2 separate regions of the Homo sapiens genome follow, and region 1 is linked to region 2. A link is a contact called in ENCODE Hi-C or POLR2A ChIA-PET data. All regions are on one chromosome and are shown on one strand. Each heading gives the region's core, a stretch centred on a gene start or an enhancer-like site at or near the end of the contact. The rest is flanking DNA. Distances are from core to core; before and after follow the strand shown.

Region 1 (6,907 bases), core at 1,491-3,990, 200 kb before region 2:
TTCTCCTGCCTCAGCCGCCCGAGGAGCTGGGATCATAGACAGGCGCCACCATGCCAGGATAATTTTTGTGTTTATTTCTTTTTAGCAAAGACGGGTTTTGTCATGTTGGCCAGGCTGGTCTCTAACTCTTGGCCTCAAGTGATTCACCCGCCTTGGCCTCCCAAAGTCCTGGGGTTAGTTATGAGCCACCGTGCCTGGCGTCTCCAAGTAATCTAAACTTTAAAATTTTTGTTCTATGGCATATTCTTTCCTTGTTTATTTTCCTTTTCAAAGGTTTCCTCTGGGTTTATAGGAAAGCTCACTTTGGCAATGTCAGTTTCTTCCAGGTAAGTAGTGAGAACACAGAGAAAAGACTTTGTTTCTTTGCTGCTGGGATATTTTGGTCTGTGTTTGGGCAGAGAGGATGTGTGTGCAACAGCCGTGGTGGGCCTCAGAGATGCTGATGGGGGGTCCAAGTGAAAGTGCTGCCTGCCTCCACTTCAGAAGGAAAGCTATGGAGTCCTTCCCAGTGTTTGCCTCAAGGCCAAGCAGTCGCAGGGTGACCCTTTGATATCTGCTCCCCTGACAAGGATTCTGAGCCTCATCTAAGGTAGAGGTGGGGAGGGAGGCAGGATGTGATGGACACAGATTTCCAGACTCTTTCAATGGATCCACAGGTTTTGGAGAATCCACACTTCCAAAGGGGCTGAGCTCCGCCCCCATCTTGCTGATATCATTCGTGCTATTATAAATCAAACAGCAACAGGGCATGATTAAACACACGGAGCCTGACCACACGTGGGCACAATCAAGGTCTCTTATTCCCTCCGTGACATTCATGTCCAACCACTACCATTTTTGTGCCTCCTGTATGTGTCCTGATTCTCTCATTCAGAGCATCTACAAAAAGTCAAACCGTCGAATCAGCATCATTTTTAGTCCTTAAGAAACACGCTTTAAAGTTTCCTATTTTCTTTTCCTTTTTTTTTTTTTTTTTTTAAGATGGAGTTTCGCTCTTGTTGCCCAGGCTGGAGTGCAATGGCGCGATCTCGGCTCACTGCAACCTCCGCCTCCTAGGTTCAAGCGATTCTCCTGCCTCAGCCTCCCGAATAGCTGGGATTACAGGCGCATGCCACCAGCTCTGGCTAATTTTTGTATTTTTAGTAGAGATGGGGTTTCATCACATTGGTCAGGCAGGTCTCAAACTCCTGACCTCAGGTGATCCGCCCTCCTCGGCCTCCCAAAGTGCTGGGATTACAGGCATAAGCCACCACGCCCGGCCTTAAAGTTTCTTATTTTCAACGAAAATCAAGTCCCCTCTTTTCACTTTTTATAAAAGGGACCAGAAGTTTTCCTCCCATTTTTGTATGATGAAAGCCACCGCAGGCAAAGTCAGGAGAGCCACGTCAAGAAAAAGGAGTGGGTGTTACGAGAAGCCCGGCATCTAATTAGATTTTGCTCTTGCAATTACTTAACACAAACCATGCCTTATACAACCCATGAGACTAAAACAAACTTTTTTCTCTCAGCATTTCTCCCCTTTTAAGTCATATTTCCACGAATCCTCTCAGATCAGCCTTTCTCTTCAAGCCTAGAAAAATTCCAGTAGCACGTCACCGCGCCCGCCCGCCCGCTTCTGCCAAACTACTGGGCTTCCTCTTCCCTAAGACAGAGAAACCCATGCCAGAAACTCTTCTGGGTGCCCGCGGCTAAAATAACTTGGCACGAGTGTGTTTCGCTTCCAACTTGGCGAGGGCGCTGCGGGTCTCGAGCGCTCTGGCCAAGGCCGGCCCCTCAGTCGCGCGCTTACCCTGCCGGGGCGAGGCGCGCGCGGTGGCCAGGGCGGCGCCGTCCGGCGCGCGGCTGAGGCTGTAGCTGCTGTAGCCGCTGTGCAGCGCGAACTTGCAGACGTTGCGGCCGCGCGCCGTGCAGTTGAAGAGGTAGCAGCCGAGCACGGCTGCCGGGGGCGCGGGGCGCCGGGGCAGCTCCACCACGGCCACGGAGCAGCGCGGCTCGGAGCAGCAGGCCGCCACGCATTGCCGCCAGCCCCGCACGGCCGCCGGCGCCCGCAGGAAGCTGGCACCCGCCGCCAGGGAGTCCTTGGTGCGGATGATGGCGTCAGGCATTGCGCTGTAGCCGCCGCTGCCCGGGCCCGGGCAGTCCTCCTGGGGGCCGCCGCCCGCGCGCAGCTCCAGCTCCAGCTCCTCCTGAGGCCGCTCCTGCTGCAGTTGCCGGCGGAACTCCTCCAGCAGCTGCTCCACGCCCGACAGCTGCGCGTGCAGTTCGGACAGCGGCGCCGCGGGCGGCAAGGCCGCACGGCCGCTTGGCAGCCACAGGCAGAGCAGTAGCAGCCCGCGCAGCGCCCCGTGACGCGGCGGTAGCCGGCGCTGCGAGCCCGCGCTCTCCTGGGCGACGGAGGCCATGGCGACGAGAGCCAAGGGCAGCGAGCCGAGGCGGGGCTGAGCGCGGGAGGAAGGCGGGGACGCGGGCGAGCGCGGGCCCTGGGCCCCTCCTGCGCGGCCGCGGCTGGCTCTAGGCCCCGGCCTCACAGCGCGGCGCCCCCGAACCCGGCTGCTCCCCCGAGGTCGCGGGCGCCGGCGGGAACCGCAGTAGCGGGAGACATAGCCGGCCCAGCCGGGCACCGCTCCTTGCCCTCGCCGGAGACTGCCCAGCGCCCTGCGCCTCTCCGCCCCGGCCTGCGGCGCGCTGGGTGGCGACGAGTCGGCCTCGGCGTTGATCAGCACCAGGTGTGTGCGAACAGTGGCCGCGGCGGGGTGGAGCCTTGGTGAGCCCCGCCCCCCCGCGCGGCCCCGCCCCCGCGCGTCTCGCGCCGGCTCCTCCAGGGCTGGGAGAGCAGGCCCCGGGGAGGGCAGCCTCAGAACAACTTTGCTCCCGCGCCGCTGCCCAGCTAGGGCAGGGTTCATGTCTGGGCCCAGCAGGCTTTAGCAACCAACCACACCTGCCCAGGGCGCCTGCCCACAGGGGCTTGGCATTCGGGGGAATGGGGGCAGTGGGAAGGGAGGGCCTGTCTTCAAATCCTCGTGACCCCCGGGACTACTCCAGAGAGGGGGCACGCGCACCTAGGACCACCGTAGCGCGTCATCAGTCCTTCACCTCCAGCGTCCCTGACTTTCCGCATCATGTTCCCAAGATGTGCTTGGGTAGTACAAAGTGGGGCGGGGTTGGGGTGGCGGAGTCAGGGCCGGGAGGGGTGGGGATGGGAAGTACTGAAAGATGTTCAGTCTGTTTAAAAACACAAAAATCAAGCCTGGTGAGGTGGTACTCGCCTGTAAGTCCTGAGGCTGAGTTGGGAGGATGGCTTGGACCCAGGAGTTCGAGACTGCAATGAGCTGTGATCACACCACTGTACTCCAGCCTGGGGGACAGAACAAGACCCTGTCTTTAAAAATAAAAACAAAACCCATAAATAGCAGTCGTCACATGCACTCAGATTTCCACAAATATAACAAAAAATCTGAACACAGCCAACATGGGGACCTGGGAGTAATACAGCCTGTGACAGAGAGGCCTCTAGCGGTTATATCACGTAAAATCTCGGGAGTTGTGCTTTAAATGACATAAGGAATAAGAAAATGTCCAACCCAGTGGGGGCTTCACCTTGGCGTTCTAGACTTCTGTGAGCAGCATCTGCATCTTGTTTGTTTCTGAATCAGTTTCTGTTGATTCATTTTTCTCCTGATTGTGGATCGCATTTTCTTGCTTTTTAGCCTGTCCGGAAATTTTTGCCTGGATGCGCACATTGTAAATAGAACACTGTTAAGTGTCTGTATTTTTTAGGATTGAAAGAATAAATAATTGGTGGGAAAATATCAGTCTCTGCTATGTGTTTATTATCTCCAGAGTTGACATTTAGGAACCCATTGCTTGCAGATCCAGATCAGAGTAGGAGGTAAAATTAAAAGGTAGCAATAGAAAAGAAAGAAAAAAGCTCAATGTTACTTGCCATTCCATCAAAGGGAGAAATTATAAAGTTTTTGCAGGGGTATATTTGAGTGATTTTTGAGGCTAAAAGAAATGGCCTCTTAGCTCTAAAGGCTGTGTCTGGACTGTACCACTTCGGCCTGGAGATTCTTCCTCATATGGCATACTCATCCCACACAACTGCAGTCATTGTAAGATGACCTTGAAGCAACATAATGCTTTTTATTTTTTATTTTTATTTTTTGCCATAGACCTTGGAGAGCTTGAGCAGGATTGTTATGAGGAGAAACTTTCACTAGTGATGAAAATGCTGACTGAGGGTATCATCAAACCCTCCAAGGACTAGTTGTTATATAAGTTATTAATATTAAAAATAACATGATAATATATAATATTAACTAAGAATTGTACATGATTTCAAAGTTTGCCAAACACTTTCACATACATGATTTTATGTGCCTTCACAGAGACTTTGACCACCTCACTCCTGCCTTTGGGACCGTGAAAGAGAAGTCAGTATAGAGTGAGCCCTAGCTCACATGTTCCGTGGTAGGGAAGTGGACAGGGGAGAGGACAGCATTTCTCAGGGGCATTCATTTCTAAATCCCTCCAGCACCATCAAAGATTTTCCTGCATCTGCAACTTTACAATAGGTCTTTTTGGGAGAAGTGGAAATTATTTAATGTTGTGTTTACCGTGAGCAGTGGTTATTTCTGGGCTGTGAGTTGCAAGTACTGAAGGGGAAATACTGACTTTTATAATTTATAAGACTTTGTTGAATTTTTTTTTTGCAATGAGCTTGTTGTAAATGATTTTCTATTTTTTAAAAATAAGTGTTGACATCTGCTTCAGCCAGGAGGGAGCAACAAGGACTGGACTTACTCTGTGACCTGAAATGAAAAATCTGTGAAAAAAATGTATGGAACAATGGTTTTCAGACATTGGGCAACAGGCAATGCAGGGCCCAAGAGAAGGGAGACAAAGGAAGTGAACATGCTGCTTGCTCCAGCTTACTGCCTGGAGAGGGTTTCCAAGCCGCAATGCAGACAGGCGAACCAAAAGAGACTCTGAGTTGGAAAATAGAGCTGAGAATTCAGGGAGGCCAGGGTGGCTAGAGTACCAGAGAGGAGAGAGTGCAACGGAAGGAGGGAGCTCTGGAGATCTGTGCAGGGTTCCTCTGAGTCTTCAGCAGAAGTTCGACCAGGTACATGCATGTGAGGAAACTTCCCAAGACAGAGAGGCAACCACTAGAAAAAAGCTGGCAGAAAAACTTCTGAGCTTGCATTGGCCAGGCAATAGTTCGTTCCCAACAGCCAGAGTGGAGAAACCTTGTGACAAGAGGCATGAGTTTGAGTAGGAAGGGAAGGGATTACAGAGAAGCACATGAAAACTTTTGCAGGTGATAGGTGTGTTCATTACCTTGATTGTGGTGATGGTTTCACTGGTGAATACATTGATCAAAGTTCATCAAATTGTGTATTTTAAGTGGGTATAGTCAATTATATGTTAATAAGGCTATTTTTTAAAAACGAAGTTTCATTGCACTGTGCATTGTGATTTATCTTCTTTTTCTAGTTCTCTTTTCAGTTTTTTTCAGAAATAAACTATCTTTGTTTTAAAAGCCTAAACATCAAAACCTTATCAATGGATAGAAGAATTTTTATGTGAGGATGAAAATGTCAGGAAGATGTGTTTCTGTTTTATAAGATAGATCATTAAGAGTAAGAGTGGATCAAATTGAGATTGGACTTCGTAGGTCAGTTTGTTGAATGTTGGAATGAGATAACCTGTGTCTTAGCTGGGCTGCTGTAACAGAATACCACAGACTGGGAGGCTTCTAAACAACAGAAATTTATTCCTCACAATTCTAGTGGCTGAGAAGTTCAAGATCATGGTGCTGGCAGACGCTGATATCTGGTGAGGGCCCACTTCCTGGTTCATAGACAGCAGTCTTCTCACTGAGTCCTCACCTTGTGGGAGGAGTTAGGGAGCTCTCTGGGATTTTTTTCTTTTCTTTTCTTTTCTTTTTTGAGACAAAGTCTCGCTCTGTTGCCCAGGCTGGAGTTCAGAGGCACAATCTCTGCTTACTGCAACCTCTGCCTCCTGGGTTCAAACGATTCTTCTGCCTCAGCCTCCTGAGTGGCTGGGATTACAGGCGCACACCACCACGCCTGGCTAATTTTTGTATTTTTAGTAGAGACTGGGTTTCACCATGTTGGTCAGGCTGGTCTCGAACTCATGACCTTATGATCTGGCTGCCTCAGCCTCCCAAAGTGCTATGATTTCAGGCATGAGGCACCGTGCCTGGCCTGGGATCTTTTTTATAAGAACACTAATCCCATTCATGAGGGCTCCACCTTCATGCCCTAATCATCTTCCAAATTCTCCACTGCAAACATCATCACATTAGGTTTCAACATAGGAATTTTGGGGGGTTACAAACATCCAATCTACAGCAACACCCTAGTGACATCGTTTTTTGTTGCCCTCCCCTCCCCTCTACTGCCCATCTAAGTACTTTTACAGGCATCGAATAAGTTAAGTCAGTGCATGTGAAGTGCTTAGAAGGGCATCTGACACATTATAGAAGTTCAATAAATGCTAGTTGTTGTTGTTATTACAACAGAAATGAAGGACCTTTCCTAAGATTAGAAGTCATGAAACCACTTGAAGCCTGAATCTCCTCTACAACATCCCAGCTGAGTGGCTGTTGCACTAAGATTCTTCCTTCTCCATACCCCTTTCATGGAATCTGCTCTGCTCACGTCCCTGGAAGGGGCAGCCCCAACCCCCAGGTGGCCACACCCCCTGTTCACTAGGGATGGAATCAATAATGAATGCCTGGCCCAAGCACAGCCAATCAGATACTCTCTCCAAGGAATGTAAAAACAGAATTGAGAAACAAACTGACTCAGCAAATCAACTCAACAAACTGACTCAACAAATTGAGTCAGGGAGGGAAGTGTAGCTGGGAAGCCAGGTGAGC
Region 2 (6,706 bases), core at 4,090-6,589:
GAATGGGACTGTCCCTGCCCTGCCCCATTCATTCCTGGCCAAGCTCAGTGGTGACCACGGACCTCTAGCAGCAGCTCAGCTGCCCTAGCTGAGTCCACTCTGCTCCAGGCAGGGCCATCAGCTGGCTCAGGATCTGGAGTGTGCACGAGGCAGAATGGCAGTGGCATCGTCCCAGGGCCTAGCCAGGAATCCCATGGGTCCAAGGGGCTCGGCCATTTCCTAAACCTCATCCTGGACACGCTCTACTCTTCACCTTCCACCTTAACTGCTGGGACTCAAGGTGCTCTCTCTGGGAATGCAGCCTTAGGAACTGGGTGGGCCAAGGCCCTCACAGCCCCCTCGTCCTGGGATTCCCCCAGGTTTCTCTCTTCTTAGCCTCCTCCAGGGACACCCCTTCCCTTGACATCCTTGGTGAAGTGGCCATGCTACTCCTCTCCTACTGTGCAGACTGCCCATGCCTGAGTTCCTGCTGCCTGCAGGCCACACACCACTACCCTTCCCAGATAGAAACCTGCTGTGAAATAGGCCTGAACTGTCTAAACCCTCTTGAACTCAACCGGCCCTGAGCCTTGATATGGGTCCCTCCCTTTCCCTCTGGCCCTGATGGTGAGAATCCATCAGAACTCAAGGTTGAGCTGCCCAGGTCATTGCAAACAGGCGACACCAGGTCTCATTCACCTGTCTCATGTCAGAACGAGAAGGTCCCGGCCATGGGGAGAGGTGGGACTCTGGAAATTCTCCTTTCCCTTCCTCCCACCTCACCCATCTGTCTCTCGTTCCCCTCACAGTTTTGCCCACAGTACCTGTCACTCTAAATGACTCTTCTCAGATGCCAGGGAGGATGAAGCAGAGGATGATGAGGAAGCTCCAGGGACTGAGGGTGGTGGCTATGGCTTTGGGTTGAGCTAAGCCTGGGGCCATGGTGGGTGGTGCTGAAAGGGAAACACAAAAGTGACAACTCTTGTCCACGCTCCAAATCTGAGGAGATGGCTCCTTAGCTCCTGCTACCCCAGGTCATCCGGGAAGGCAGAGGATTTGTCTCCCCTGCTGTGGGGCAGCCGCTGTGACAGGTCCTGGGGGTAGGAAGGGAGAAGGGGTGCTCCCTGTCCTCAGGGAGCTCACACAGCTGCTGAGGGAAGCAAGGTGACAGCACAGCCCACCCTCCTGCTGTGGCGGAAGAGGAGGTGATGCCCTAGGGCCGGGACAGGAGAGTCTCGGGGCTGCCATTCGAGGTGGTTTTGATGGATTTCCAGAAACAAACCAAGGGAGAGGAAAGGAAAAGTGATCCTAGGAGGAGGGAAATCTAAGGAGAAAGGTCTAGAAACACAATGACGCCCACAGTTTTGAGGCTGGTGAGAAATCCACAGTGAGTGGAGCAAAAGCAAGTGCAGTGAGGAAGAGGAGTCAGGAGGGAGAGCATAGGCACCCCAAGGAGGAGGCCCCCATGAGGGGTTCATGTTCTTACACTCACTCAAACACACACTCACACTCACACATACATAGACTCACACCCACTCACACCCATACACCCACACCCACCATACTCAGACACTGACAGACAAGGGTGTAACTCGATGGCATCTCCAACATGCTCCCAGTGCTCCCCTGTCAGTTACCTGTGGGTTCCAGCCTCTTCTTCCTGTGCATCAGGAAGTCCCTAAGCCAGCTCTTGCAGTCTCTCATTGAGACCATCTTGAAGAAGGTGGTCAGTCCGCTATCCTTCTCCCACTTCTCTTTCATCCGCCTGGCTCCAGCGTGAACCACTGTCCACTTTCTGTTGTTTGAGTCAAAGAGGAGGAACTTCCGTCCATCGAAGCTGAACTGCCAAGATCCACGGATGTATCCATCGGCTTCACACTCACAAGACATCCTGACCTGCAGCGTGAGGGGTCCTGCCCCAATCAGAAAGAGATCAGCCCTGGTGTTTACAAATTCTCTTCCCTGTCCCACATCCTCCTATGCTGAGACCATTCTCATCTGGTCCTGTTGTCTCCTCCAAGTCCTGCCCTTGCTGCTGGGCTTCATGGAGGTCCCATGTCTAATTTCTTCTCCCCACACACAGAACAGCCCCTGAGCCCACAGTCTGCTCCCTTCTGTCCTTGGTCTCTTTCACTCACCACTGGGTGTGAAATCCTCCAGCTCAGTGTCAGCCAGTTCCAGTCTGAGCCTCTGCCCCACCTCTCTCAGCATTTCCAGTTGTTTTCCCCAGGCATCTGTGGCATACAGCTGCTCTTCTAGGTGACCCATAGATAAGACCTTGTCACTGCCACAGTCATAGGAGAGAAAATTCTTCTGATCCACCTGGCTCTGGACCTCACACCACTGTTGCCCATGTCTGGGCAAATGAATGATGGTGAAGTTATACCAGAGAGAGTGAGCGTCTAAGGAAAAAAAAAAAAAACACCAGAGAGTGTTGGGGTGGGGGAAAGACCCCAAACACTGTGACAGCAAGAGGGTTTCCTGAAGGGCTGGGCTGGCAGAGCATGGATTTCTCTTCCTGGACGGTGGTCTCTGCCTGTGGAGGAACCATGGGTCGCTAACATGTCTATCTCCCCACTCTGCCCAGGCCTATACTCACATCCGTCAGCACAGGACCCTGCCAGGGAGGTGGCAGGCCCACTACAGGAAGAAGGACTTAGATGGCAGGATCTGCAGGAGCAGCCCAGGTGGACTGCAAGAGGCGGGAGAGTGTGGGAGGGCACCCTGAGGATGTTGGAGCGTGGTGCAGTGGGTACGATGTAGTTAACATTGGATAAGGATGAGTTCATTTATTATGGGTAACAAGACATGGTAAGTTCCCTGGAATGTGGTCAGCTGCTAGTAGGTTGCCCTTGGAACCTTGGAAAAAGGAATGACCCACACCGCATGAAACAGAAAACCCAGGTCTTACGTGGCAGGTTGTACAGGAAGGAACAAAATACTAAGAGAAGTGCCCATGCCAGAGTGACTGCAGTATGAAAATCCAGAACAATGTTCACCCTCTGTGCTCAAGGGAAGCCTGGAAGACTCCTGTTTACCTAGCATATAAAGAAGGCCCCAGGAGAAGGCAGCAGACTGTCAAGAAGCTCAGGGATGCCTGTTGCTGAAGCCCAGGGTCAGGGGTAGGAGATGCTCTTCCTGAAATGGGCTCCCAGTAGTAATGGGGATGGAAAATCCTGAAATAAGAGATCTCAAGTGGAGGCCGTCAACTGTCAGCAGGAAGGAGGGTGCAATGATGGAAATAATTAGAGAAGTCACAATGCTAGCTGGGGTCCTCAGTCTTACAAAGCTATGCCCATGGCTCATAGAACAAAAGGGTCCAAGATCCAAAAGAGATGGAGACTCCACCCGGATACTACTAGATTTAAATAATTACCACAAAGACAAAATGCAAGGATGGATGACCAGGAGGCTGAAAGTTGTCACCCCGGGAAATAACTGAGCTCCCTCGCCCAGCTTTGAGAACTGAGCCACATCTCAGACGCAGAGTCCATTACTAGAAGGAGAGCCCAGAGCCCCTGGTGGGCTCCTTCAACCCCACAGCAATTGCAATGACTCCTTCAGCCTCCCCCACAGAGCCAGATGGGTAGTCACTCTGGTAACTGTACACCATGAAACAGCAAATACTCAGACACTCCTAGTGGACACAGTGTGTGATCCGAGCTCTTCCCAGGGATGTGAAGCATTAACTTGCTCCCCTGTTACTCATGAGGTGCATTTGGGGCAAAGTAACAGATGGACTTCTGTGTCAGGTCCAGCTTAGAGGGATGTGCTGGGTTCATAGACCCATTCAATGGTAATTTCACATTTCCTGGATTTCTACCGGGAATGGATAGTGTTTGTAGTTAATGTAGTAACTATTATAGTTTGTGCTGGTCATATGACCTCCCCTGTCACTACTCAACTCTGCTCTTATAGCTGGGATGCAGCCATACACACTCTGTGATGAGGGGTGTGGCTGGACCTGCCACTACAGCTATTTGACCCTGGACTCCCTAAGATCCCAGAAGCATGTGTGGTTGGAAAAGGTGCTATGTGGATTTCATGGCTATTCCCAACCACAGAATCCAACAGGGTCCCCTAGTGCTCAGAAGCAAAGCTGTGCCACTCACAGCAGTGAAATCCCCTCATTTAAAAGTGGCTCCTGCTGTGGTCCTGGGCCCCTGTGGAGATGGGCCTCCAGCTATGGGAGGGCAGTGACCACACAGCCTCAGAGCTGCCCATCACAGGGTGTGCTCCTCACCCTTTAGGTCATTAGGAAGATAGGCCCCACAGTGAGAAGACACAGGTGGGTCTCCTGGGATGGGCAGGAGCAGGGCCACAGGGAACCAAGAAGCTGCACAAGCAGTTGGCTCTGATCCCCAGGACACCACATGGCTACACCCCCCCACCCTCAGGTCACACCTGAGGCTTCAGGGAGGGTCCCTGAATGGCCCCTGGGGACCGTTAATGCTACTCAGCAACAAAGGAGGGGAGCAGTAGGCCCCGAACCATGGGACTCCCCCTCACATTCATCACATCCACACCTCCCAGAAGCCACAGGCAGGGTAGGACACACTTGTGACTCTTCAACTTACACAACTTAGAGATGACACCCTAGGGGATGGGGCAGCAATTGCCAGGACACAGCATGTGCCCTCATCTGGAGTCTGCAACCTAGGACAGGGTCCATTTCAGGTTTCTCTTTTACTTGCAGGTTGCCATTGCCTGCTGTTGCTCTACAAAGGGACGGGACTTGACACAGAGACAGAGAACTCACGGCCAGCAAGGACCAAAGTGCCTTCAGCCTTTCCTTTCTAGAAAGGGTTTGCTGACTCCTGTCTGCTTAGTGACTATTCTATATGACGCTGGCGTCACCCATGTCTTGACCCCAGCTCGGGTTCCGGGGGCTCTGGTTTCTCCTTCCCGAGGACGAGTGGGGCTGCGGGGTTGCACCAGGGATCCCCTCCCCACCTCGCCCTCTGCAGCTTTTTGGCCCCTCCACCCTCCTGCGGTTCTTTTTTCGCCTTCTTTGACCCCCCTCCTGCTCTGCAGGGCAAGCAGCAGCCGCAGGAAGCGGACCTGGCGAAAAAGAGCAGCGAATCGGAACTGAGCGTGGGGGCAGTCCGGGGAGATCGCGCCGGTCCTTCTAGAAGGCTTCCCTCCTCTGAAACCCGCTGCAGTCCACAGCCCCCCAGGTTTGGCCCCCGCCCCGCTTAGGCTCCATCCCCGAACTCACCGGCCCGCCCCGTCCCGGACCAGTCGAATAGCAGGTACGGAAGAATCGCGAGGCGCGGAAGGATCGCGGGGCTGGCGGCCGCTGCCATTGTAGACCAGGAGCGCCCGGGACACAAGGCGCAGTCGATGTGGAGACCAGCGTATGAATCACTTCGGCCCTCGCATGCCAGCTAGTGATTGAGTGTGCTCGGCCCCGTCCGGTCCCGTCCCGCCCCGGGATCCAGGGGAGCCTACGCCTGCCCACGTTTGGAGGGATGCTCCGCCCTATCCCGCCCCGTCCCGCCCTTCCCCGCCCCACCCCAGGCTGGGACCCGGGGAGCCTATGCCTGCTGTGGCTCCGCTTCGTCCCGCCCCGGGCTCGTGGCCTGACAGCGGCCCCCTCTGGCCAACCCTTACCCTCCACCCCAGGCTCCGCGCGGGCCAGGACACGATTCCTTCTTGACCGCCTCATTTAATTTTTTAACACACCATTTATTATTACCCCAATGTAAGCACTGATGCACAGGAAAGCGAAGAAACTTGCACAGGGATATCCAGTGGCGGCTGTGTCCCCCCGTCACTGCCTCCGCCAGCGACACCTGCCCTCCTTCAGCCTGCGCCAAGGAGTCCCCGCCCCTCTCCGTCCAGGGCGCAGCTGCTTCCCAGTCCGGAGCAGACCTTCTTTGCCTCTCCACTAAAAGCATGAGGAATATATAGAATATATATAGAATAAAGTATATTCTATATCCCTTTATGACTTCTGGGAAAAAAAAGAAAGAAAAGAAAGCCCTAGTGGCCTACCGTGATCAGTGATCAAATGATCAATTGTGTTTCCATGGAGAGCAGAAGCCGAGGGAGGGTCTACGCATGCGTGGGGCTCACTTTGCTGTACACCCATCTGTGGCCAGCTACACGCAAATCCATGGCTGCACGCGCATCTCTGCCCTGTCCCTGGATGGTGACTGCAGCCATCCTCAAAGCGGCAACCCGAGTGTATCCTCGTCTCAGTCACCATGGAAACATCTAGATCTGTGGGCAGAAGCCAGAGGGAGGTGATGGGCCCAGTGGCCCTTGGCCGCAAGGGAGGGCTTTAGCCTGGGATGAGGAGTGGACAGAGATCTTGAGTGCCACTCAGGCCCCAGCCACTCAGCCCATTCCCTATTGAATGAGAAAAATCGGCACAGACCTCCCACTCCGTACAGTCTTCATGTTGGGATCACCTGCACCTGGTGATCATCAATCCCGAGGGTCCTGAGGCTGTGGGAAAGAGGAGGAGGCCTGGACAAAGCCCAGGGCCTGTTTCTGCTTCAGGACAGAGTCATGGGAGGGCAGCCACCTCTGTGACTGAGCAGGGACACAGGAGCCTAGAAGATTCTGGCCTGATGCACTAGAGCCCCTGTGCAGGAGGGGCCATGTGGAGGGTAGTTTGGAGGACAACAGACACACAAGGGTGGGCAGTTCTCAGATTTGGGAGGGGCAGAGCTTGGCGGGTCCCAGGATCTGTGTGTGAGAAGAGCCTCCCATGTACAGG

The links. Hi-C counts contacts between places; a loop is a spot of excess contacts on that map. ChIA-PET counts read pairs that join two places held with the same protein, here RNA polymerase II (POLR2A). Pooled maps may share reads with other maps.
Region 1: a map of naive thymus-derived CD4-positive, alpha-beta T cell shows a loop between it and region 2 (6-fold over the local background). The contact joins the promoter of LRP11 here to the promoter of ULBP3 in region 2. A Hi-C loop is called at or near these places in 1 of 168 maps with a recorded cell type or tissue (naive thymus-derived CD4-positive, alpha-beta T cell) and 8 of 50 pooled maps. POLR2A ChIA-PET finds 5 or more read pairs at or near these places in 2 of 52 experiments (K562 and T-cell).

What each region holds. Positions count from the first base shown.
Region 1 is chr6:149,861,619-149,868,525 of GRCh38, forward strand. LRP11 (LDL receptor related protein 11) reads right to left here and starts at 2,741. Exons shown (of 7, transcript NM_032832.6): 1 at 1,790-2,741. The coding sequence starts at 2,402. It overlaps RAET1E-LRP11 (RAET1E-LRP11 readthrough), which reads right to left. Exons shown (of 15, transcript NR_182438.1): 8 at 3,598-3,726; 9 at 3,267-3,379. It overlaps RAET1E-AS1 (RAET1E antisense RNA 1), which reads left to right and starts at 1,880. Exons shown (of 2, transcript NR_045126.1): 1 at 1,880-2,764. RefSeq lists silencers at 1,746-1,895, 2,066-2,175, 2,316-2,375, 2,446-2,895 and an enhancer at 2,552-3,052.
Region 2 is chr6:150,063,782-150,070,487 of GRCh38, forward strand. ULBP3 (UL16 binding protein 3) reads right to left here and starts at 5,340. Exons shown (of 5, transcript NM_024518.3): 1 at 5,198-5,340; 2 at 2,118-2,381; 3 at 1,617-1,892; 4 at 804-932. The coding sequence starts at 5,285. The coding sequence ends at 826. LOC124901428 (a long non-coding RNA gene) reads right to left here and starts at 6,492. Exons shown (of 2, transcript XR_007059809.1): 1 at 5,977-6,492; 2 at 5,647-5,869. RefSeq lists enhancers at 5,015-5,064, 5,085-5,164, 6,362-6,706.